2 separate regions of the Homo sapiens genome follow, and region 1 is linked to region 2. Evidence: chromatin contacts called from ENCODE Hi-C data. All regions are on one chromosome and are shown on one strand. Each heading gives the region's core, a stretch centred on a gene start or an enhancer-like site at or near the end of the contact. The rest is flanking DNA. Distances are from core to core; before and after follow the strand shown. Region 1 holds the start of ABCB11 (ATP binding cassette subfamily B member 11). Region 2 overlaps CERS6 (ceramide synthase 6).

Evidence for each region. Hi-C counts contacts between places; a loop is a spot of excess contacts on that map. Pooled maps may share reads with other maps.
Region 1: a map with no recorded cell type shows a loop between it and region 2 (2.4-fold over the local background). The contact joins the promoter of ABCB11 here to the enhancer-like site in region 2. A Hi-C loop is called at or near these places in 2 of 37 single-sample maps with no recorded cell type and 6 of 50 pooled maps.

Annotation. Positions count from the first base shown.
Region 1 is chr2:169,030,000-169,034,424 of GRCh38, reverse strand. It overlaps ABCB11 (ATP binding cassette subfamily B member 11), which reads left to right and starts at 3,101. Exons shown (of 28, transcript NM_003742.4): 1 at 3,101-3,200. RefSeq lists an enhancer at 1-126.
Region 2 is chr2:168,488,881-168,493,696 of GRCh38, reverse strand. All of the region lies in intron 1 of CERS6 (ceramide synthase 6), which reads right to left. Among named protein-coding and RNA genes, the nearest start is that of CERS6, 35 kb to the right of the region's middle. RefSeq lists an enhancer at 3,122-3,511. Within about 2 kb of position 3,061, at least 9 of the 41 ENCODE cell types and tissues checked have a DNase peak (open chromatin) inside an H3K27ac peak, as active enhancers do.

The sequences.
Region 1 (4,425 bases), core at 1,852-4,351, 540 kb before region 2:
TCTTTGTCTTTCTTCACCTACTTAAGCAAATTTACAAGCCACTTTTTGCCTCTTCTCTCAGCAGCCATCTTGGTCCTTTCAATGTTGCCTGTGTGCACTCATGCTGTATTTATGACCTGGTCCCTCTCATACTTTGAGATATAACTCAAGTCCTTCCTTCTTTGAGAATCCATACTGATGGGTCACTTTTTAAATACTTAAGGTCTGCATCAAACATTATAACATTTGCTGTTCTTCTTTTTTATTCTTACTTGGTTTATATACTAAGCTTTATTATCCTTTTAAGGTTAAAACTTTCTCAAGGACACTAACTGTAATGTGTACAACTTGGTAGCCAGCGTAACATTTGACATAGTGTCTTGTAAAAAGAAGATACTCAATCAGTTTTTGAATGATTCAAAGAGTAAAATAATGGCAACTTCTTTTATCTCTTCCATAGTGCAATCTTCAATATTTTTTAAACAACTATTGGCTGAATTCTACCATTGTGGTTTAGAGCTTTCTCTGAGACATTTTTGCTAAGGTTTTGAAACAGGTTCCAAATTGGTCCACAGTGACCTCCAAGGCTCTACAGGAGTGGTCCTCAAGCTTCAGCTCATTGGGCCCCACTCCCAGAGTTTCTGATTCAGTAGGTCTCAGGAAAGGACCAAGAACATACATTCCTACTGGGTAATGAGGAGGCTGCTGCTGGTCCAGTAGTCACACTTTCAGAGCCACTGCCCTGTGAGCTCATGGCACTCCATGATTCCCGCCACACTGACATAATCCCCAGCTGACTTCAGTCTTGCTTACTCCACTCCAGGTTCAGCTTCCTTACATACACCAGGCATGCTCCTGCCCAGAGCTTTGCCCATGTGGTTTCCCCAGATACCCATGTACTTGTTCCTTTACCTCCCTCAGGTCATTCCTCATATGTCACCATCTCAGTGGGCCCTTCCATAAAACCCAGTTAAAAATGGCAACATCCTTCTCCCCTCACACGCTAACTGACACACACACATACACAAACACACTCTCTCTCTCACACAGCATACGTACACACACTCCCTATCATATCCCTTTCCTGCAATGCTTTTCTCCATACCATTTACACCATCTGATGTATTGTATGTGTTACTTCTTTGTCTCCTCTCTATACTGCCCCCTCCCTGCCCCCAGAATGTAAGATTCCTGAGGCAGAGATTCTCGTCTGTCTTATTCATTCCTGAATCCCAGAACTGAGAACAGTGTTTGGCACATAAACATTCAAAAAGAGCCGGTATTTTAATTGGGTGACTGTAGGGACCACAACCCTACCTATTTTCAGACCGTGAACCATAAAGAAGACAAGCTTATAGCTGAAGTGAATTAAGCACGATCAACTCAGTACTCACACTGCCCAGATGTGTCTGGCCAGCATGAGGGTGCAGAGGAAGACACCCTGAACTCTCCAGGGCCCTGGACAGATGGCCACTCTGTCTTCACTTTTCTCATCTATAAGATGAAGTTGTTGGATGATATATCAATATTTACAATGTTGTTTCTAGCTCTAAAACTCTATGCTTTTATCTTCCCTTGGATCTTCATGGCACCAGAAGGAAAGTCTTAGGACCCTTGGACCTGTGAGCAGATCAGCTATAGTCCTGAGTTGACAAATTTCTCTTGGCATTTTTACCCTTTGACTGCTGTCAATAACTTCAGCACAGCAAAGGTAGCAAAATTCTATTGGGAATCTTTTCCCAATCAAAGCTACAGCCCCATAGCTGTGTTGCCTTTTTGGTTTTGTGTGAAGCAAAATTTTTTTCCTGGGTCCTAATTGGTGCCAAATCCAATATTACTACATTTGCGTCAACTCAGAAGTCAACCCATTCAGTTTGCATAGAGGAAACATCTAGAAATCTTGCTTTTCTTTGCTGACCTTGATATATTTGAGATTTGAACATATAATAACATATAAAATTATATGTTATAATTTTGGGTTTTATGGGCTAAGTCATAAACCATCTTATACATAAATTCCAATAGAGAAAAAATGGTGGATGCTGAATTTTAATAAAAAATTTATGACAGAGAAACCTAAAATTGAGAAAATTTGATCTTACAGTTTAATTTCTGCAAATTAAGAAGCACTGGCCCATCAATTGCATTTCAGAGCACAGAGTGGAAGAAGGTTAGCACAGACTGGCATGTGGCTTCACATCTACTAGTTGTTACACCTTAGGAGGATTATTTAACCTCTCTGTGCTTCAGTTTCCCCAACTATAAAATAGAAATGACATGATAGCACCCAACTCCTAGGGCTGTTGAGAGGCCCAAATGAGGTGATACAAATAACATTTTTGAAGTGGGCCAGGCACCCAACCAAGTCTTGACCAATGTTGCCTATTATTATTCATTGCTGAAGGCTGGAGTGAGAGGCATTTAGGGAAAAGTAAGCTCAGGCAAAGGAGAAAAAATAAGAACATTGTAGGAAAAATGGAAAGATTCACAAGAAGGGAGAGGAAGAGGCAGCACAAATATATTGGAGGAGCTCCACATGCTTATTTGACTCAAGACCTGTTCATTTGAACCTTTAGAAAATCGTTCATCTTTGCTTATACAGAGCTTCATCTGGTGTGTCCATGCCAGGGTGCAAGAGTTGTCTGTGCACTCAGACTTTTGAGCAAGGCTGTTTCAAATGTTCTTTTAGGGTATTTGTCTCCACAAAACTCTATAGCTGGGCCAGGAGCATCTGGATCCTGCAACCAGGGATTTTCCAAGAGCAATCTTTTATATTGAGGGGGAAAGTTTAAAGGTATTTTTTTTTTTTGTCTTGTTATGTTTTTAAGTAACTTTTCACAACTACAGGCCTGTAAAAAATAAGGGTTGGGATAGCCTGAATTCCAGGGCTCTTGCTGGGCCCACTCTGCTCAATTTGCCTCTCGTTCCAAGGTGAATCAGCAATTTCCAAGGCCTGTTGACACCCTCAGAGGGTTTCCCAAGCACACTCTGTGTTTGGGGTTATTGCTCTGAGTATGTTTCTCGTATGTCACTGAACTGTGCTTGGGCTGCCCTTAGGGACATTGATCCTTAGGCAAATAGATAATGTTCTTGAAAAAGTTTGAATTCTGTTCAGTGCTTTAGAATGATGAAAACCGAGGTTGGAAAAGGTTGTGAAACCTTTTAACTCTCCACAGTGGAGTCCATTATTTCCTCTGGCTTCCTCAAATTCATATTCACAGGTAAGTAACTTATACTTGTCTCTGCAAATCCATTCCCTCTTCCCTTTAACTCTTACTTTGTGGAGTGGAGTGTTTCTGGTTTATTAAACATTGGTCTCTTGTCCAGTGTAAACAACGCTACAATACTTGGATAGAAACTTACAGGATGCATTAATGATTTCACAACATTGTATACAATACAGATGACTCTTGGTTGCTGTCTTCTTTATAGCAATGCTATTTCATGTATCAATCTCTTAGAGAGAGAGAGAGTGGTGTACATGGGTGTGTGGTACAAATGGCCGAATAGATTGAATAATCTGCTCAAAGTAAAAATACCAGTGGGCTTCTTTTTTAACTTGGCTTTGTGAAAGCACAATTCTGTTTGCTCTGATAATCACAGATTCAATGATCACAAATTCTACCCTTGAAAGCTGGTTTAATGCAGAACTACACCGACTTTATCTTTTCTCCAACACCGTACTCATTTCTTCATTGTCCCGGTTTTCAAAAATATAGATGCAAAAAAAAATGAGCTGTGGATGCATGTTTAGAGGGGAGAAAGTTTGTTTCTAGGATCTAATTTCAGTTTTTAGGTCACCCAAGCCAGTGGGAGTCACATATTGCTAATGGCTTGAGCACAGAGATCAAATATTATTCACACTTCAGACTGGGAATAAAAGACAGTATTTGTCAACATTTTGAGGGGGAATAGCTTTTTAGAGATGTTAGAGACAAATTATAGTGGTTATACCTAAAACTTTTTAATATTAGGAGTTAGTAGTGGTTTTTATTAAACATTTGAAGTGATAACTTATTTATGAGCTGTTGTTTAATAGAAGTTCTTTTCTGTGGGCAACCTCGTCCCCTCACTGCTCACCCCCCTCACCTTGGTTCCCCCTGCTGTGCTCTGTAACACTGTGATTGTCTCTGGTTGAAGCCTCCATTTCCCTGTCTAGGAGCTTCTGTTTACACTCCACCCCACTCTAGATTGCAAGCCCCTTGAATAATTTTTGTTTCCTAGTACCAAGAATAATGGTGACAAATATTAGGGGATGACTCCTAAAAATGGATTAAGAAGCTATTTAGGGGGAAAATGCCCATTTTGTGGTTTTAAAAGATGCTACAATTGCCATAAAATGCCCAAGTTTCATTGCAGAAATCAAATACTGGAGTTGTGTTTTGCTTGGTCAAGAGGAAAGAACTGGCCGGGCGCGGTGGCTCACGCCTGTAATCTCAGCACTTT
Region 2 (4,816 bases), core at 1,812-4,311:
AGACTGTAATACACATGTGGGTTATTGGTGTTCAGCTAAAATTGATTCCTATCATGGTTGATCTGAAGGCCATATTACATTGTTAATATGGTCTGCTCTTTACCAGTCCTTCCTGGCTAGCAGGTAAGATCCAGAGAGGACAGAGATGGGGTCTGTCTTGCTCCCTGGTAGATTCCCAGTGCTTAGCTCTGTGCCTTTTATAGAGCGCAGTGGTTAAGAGCCTGAACTCTGGACTCAGACTGCCTCAGCTTCCGTGTTTATTAGCTCTTCAACCCTGGGCTAGTTAGTTGATCTGCCCTACCTTGGTAGCTGAGGAGTTAAAAGAGTGAGTAGACAGGAGGCAGAAGAATAAACATACATCTCATGACTTCATTCCAAGAGCCTGTTAGGTGTTTTCACAAGTTACTTTATTTAAGTGGCTAGGAGAGATCAGATGTTTCAGATAAGGTGGATCTGAGAAGCTACTGGGGCTGATCTGAAAGAAAAAAAATTTTTTTTCATTTTAAAAGTACAATAAGGAAAATGGAATGCAACCAAAACATCCAGTTTCAAAAGAACAGAAATTTAGCATAAAAAATTATGTTTGCAAGGAGTTTGTAACAAATGGAGAAAAATTTATATTCTAATAATCTTCACATATTCAGAGAAAGAGCAAAGAATGACAGAAGTATACATTCTAAAAACAAGTAATAGTACTAATGGATCCCATTGAGAAGTAAAAAGAAGAAGATTAAGAGGAAATTTTAACACTCATTGTATACCACTCAATTGTTTCCTATACATAATTTAAAAATTAAAACAAAATTACATTTAGAGTCATTATGTATAAAAATGGTGAAAATGCTTAAGCTATAAAGTTACTGTGACAGGACAAACTTTTTAATACAAAATAATTTTAACTACATATTCCTCTCCCAATAAAAGAAACTAGAAAACTTAAACGTAAGACCTAAAATCATAAAAATCTTAGAAGAAAGCCTAAGCAATACCATTCAGGACATAGGCATGGCCAAAGACTTCATGACTAAAACACCAAAAGCAATGGCAACAAAAGCCAAAATCGACAAATGGGATCTAATTAAACTGAAGAGCTTCTGCACTGCAAAATAAACTATCATCAGAGTAAACAGGCAACCTACAGAATGGGAGAAAATTTTTGCAATCTATCCAGCTGACAAAGGGCTAATATCCAGAATCTACAAAAAACTTACACAAATTTACAAGAAAAAAACAACCCCATCAAAAAGTGGGCAAAGGATATGAACAGACACTTCTCAAAAGAAGACATTTATGTGGCCAACAAACATGAAAAAGAGCTCATCATCACTAGTCATTAGAGAAATGCAAATCAAAACCACAATGAGATACCATCTCACACCAGTTAGAATGGTGATCATTAAAAAGTCAGGAAACGACAGATGCTGGAGAGGATGTGGACGAATAGGAATGCTTTTACGCTGTTGGTGGGAATGTAAATTAGTTCAGCCATTGTGGAAGACAGTGTGGCAATTCCTCAAGGATCTAGAACTAGAAATACCATTTGACCCAGCAATCCCATTACTGGGTATATACCCAAAGGATTATAAATCATTCTACTGTCAAGACACATGCACACGTATGTTTACTGCGGCACTGTTCACAATAGCAAAGACTTGGAACCAACCCAAATGCCCATCAATGATAGACTGGATAAAGAAAATGTGGCACATATACACCATGGAATACTATGCAGCCATAAAAAAGGATAAGTTCATGTCCTTTGTAGGGACATGGATGAAGCTGGAAACCATTATTGTCAGCAAACTAACACAGGAACAGAAAACCAAACACCACATGTTCTCACTCGTAAGTGGCAGCTGAACAATGAGAACACATGGACACAGGGAGGGAAACACACACTGGGCCTGTTGGGGGGTGAGGGGCTAGGGGAGGCGATAGCATTAGGAGAAATACCTAATGAGTTGATGGGTGCAGCAAACCACCATGGCACGTGTATACCTATGTAACAAACCTACACGTTCTGCACATGTATCCCAGAGCTTAAAGTATAATTTTTAAAAAAAAGAGAAGCTAGAAAACTTGAACACTATTAACCATAGTTCCATAGTTAACCCTAAGGAGTCAGTTTCTACTTTCTTACTGTGTCTACTTTCCTATTGTTTAAAGTATTTACAATAAGCATTTATCACTTTCATTATTGAAAAAAAAACAAAGATTAGAAAAGAACAAATAGCACAGAAAATATACTAATATGATAAGTGGCAGGATTACAGTTGTTTTGCTGACTCCTAAATATAAAGTCAAATATAAAGAAGCCAAGACTGTCACTTGGAAATGATTAAGTTCAAAGTAAAAACTAAGACTGCTTTTAATGAAAAACAGCCAAACATGGGCGCAAAGCCCTATATGAACAAAGGAAGAAGCACTCCTTAGTTTTAAGTATTTTTAACCTAATCCTCTTTCCTTCCTCATATTCTTCTTTTGCAGATGTGGTAACCCTGTTTTCTTTCAAACAGTCATTTGGAAAGAGAAGCTGACAATGGCAGTTTGCTGGAGCCAGGTCACAGACTCCATCCTCAGCGTGACTGTCAACTGCCTGCAGACAATGAGGCTCTTCCCTCACCTCTTTGGCACTCCTTGCTTCTAGGCTTCCCAGTTCTTTTGGGACTTTCGTTTTTCCCCTCAGAAAATGTTACCTGCCTCCCCAAAGTATGAATACAAAGTACATCTCACAAAACAGTGAAAAGAAGAAAATTGCTGTTTTAAGTTAGCCCGATGTCAAAGTGTCACTTGGTAGCAAAATATGGATCTTCTTTGCAAACTCTGCGGGGAAGGTCTGTTGACATTATACACACTATCATCATATATTCTCTCCTTTGAGGTATAGACGTACTTTGTAAAGCAGAAACAAAAGAAAAGCAGGGAGCCCCAGTTCCTCTCTGATAGTAAGCCCAGTAGAGCCTCTCTCTCTCTCTCGCTTTTTAAAACTAAAAGCTCTGGCCACAAAAAGAGCTGAGTGCCTGGGACAGAGATGAGCAACAAAGGGAAGTATGGGTTGTGACCTGAGTGAGAAAAGTCATATCCTGTAAACTTAGCAGAAGCATGTGCTCGATACTCAACAGCTACCAAAATAATACAAAGAGCAACAACTGAGGACTGAAATGTTAACAAGGTGAATTCTGGAGGAGTCAAATGTAAAGAAATGATCTACAAGGAGATGAGTTTCCAGTTTTGTTTTGTTTGGTTTTGTTTTTTCTTTTATTCTGGCAGCTATGTCCTGGAGCAGGACCCAGTCACAGAGCCCCACTATACAGCAGAGCAGCAGGACAGCAGCCTGAGCCACTCATACTCCAGGAAACCCAGTCTTTATGACCACAGGAACCTGGAAAAGGAGCCCTCACAGGCCAAAGAGGATGGGGGAATCACGGAGAGAAAGAAAATGGAGAAGCGAATCCCCTAATTCTGAACATGAATCAGCACAATTCCTGGCTTCACCCTAAGCTGTGCATGCATGACACAGATCTAGAACAGTATAGCAACAGCTATAAGAACTGAACTAAGTCTAGAAACCACTGCCCCTGAGAGGCACACACGGGACAGACCCAGAGTTGCATCACAAAGGCTTTGAAACCTGAACTGAGATTAGTACCACTTGCCACAAGAAGGTGAGACAGAAATATAACCTGAATCTAGCTGGGTTTATTGCCTGCTAAAAGAAATTTTAAAAGATCAACATTATTTAGAAGATTAGAACAGGACCCAGAATCTATACCACATAACATACACAATGTCCAGGATACAATCCAACATCATTCCACATACGAAGAACTAGGAAAATATGATCAGTTCTTAGGGAAAAAAGCAATCAGATTCCAACTCTGAGAAACCCAAAGGACAAATATTATAAATATCCTCCATGGTGATATGGAATGAATGGAAAGACAGAAGTTCTCAACAGAAAAATTAAAACTAGAAAAACAAGTGCATATTGTGGAAATAAAAATATAATATCTGAAATAAATTCATGGGATAGCTCAAGTCAAAATATATATATAACCGAAGAAAGAGTAAGTGAACTTGAAGAGTCAGTGAAATGATCCAATATGAGGAACAAAGAAAAAAAAATTTGTTGAGACAAATGAGCTGAGCCTCAAAGACCTGCAGGAAAATATCACAAAGTTCTAGCATTCATGTCACTGGTTTTCCAGAAAAAAAAAAAAAAAAATTGGTGGAGAAACTATTTGAAGAAATAATAGCCCAAAACTTCCCACTCATTAAAAGACACAAATTTACAAATGCAAGAAGTTCACAAACCCCAAACAGAATAAGCTCAAAAATAGTCACACTTAGTCAACTGCTTAAAAGCAAAAATAAAGTATTCACAATGGCTAAAGTTACACATTATTACAGAGGAAGAATGGTTTGAATTACTGAAAACTTCACATCATAAACCAAGCAGGCAAGAAATCAATAGAAAAACATCTTTAAAATGCTGAAGGAAAAAAATCCACCAACCTAAAATTCCATATCCATCAATAACATCCTTCAGGAAAGAAAGCTAAATAATGGTATTTTTAGATGGAGGAAAATTAAAAGTATTCATTTTCAGCAGACTTGCTCTACAAAAAGCTAAGGAGCGTGCTTCAGGCTTAAGGGAAATAACCTCAGAAAGAAATTGGAATCTTCACAAAAAACAGAAATAATAAATATCTCGGTAAATATAGAAGACTACTTTCCCTTAAGTTCTTTAAAATTTATATGATTGCTGAAAGCAAAATGTGTAACACTGGTGGGGTTTCAATGTATGTAGATGTAA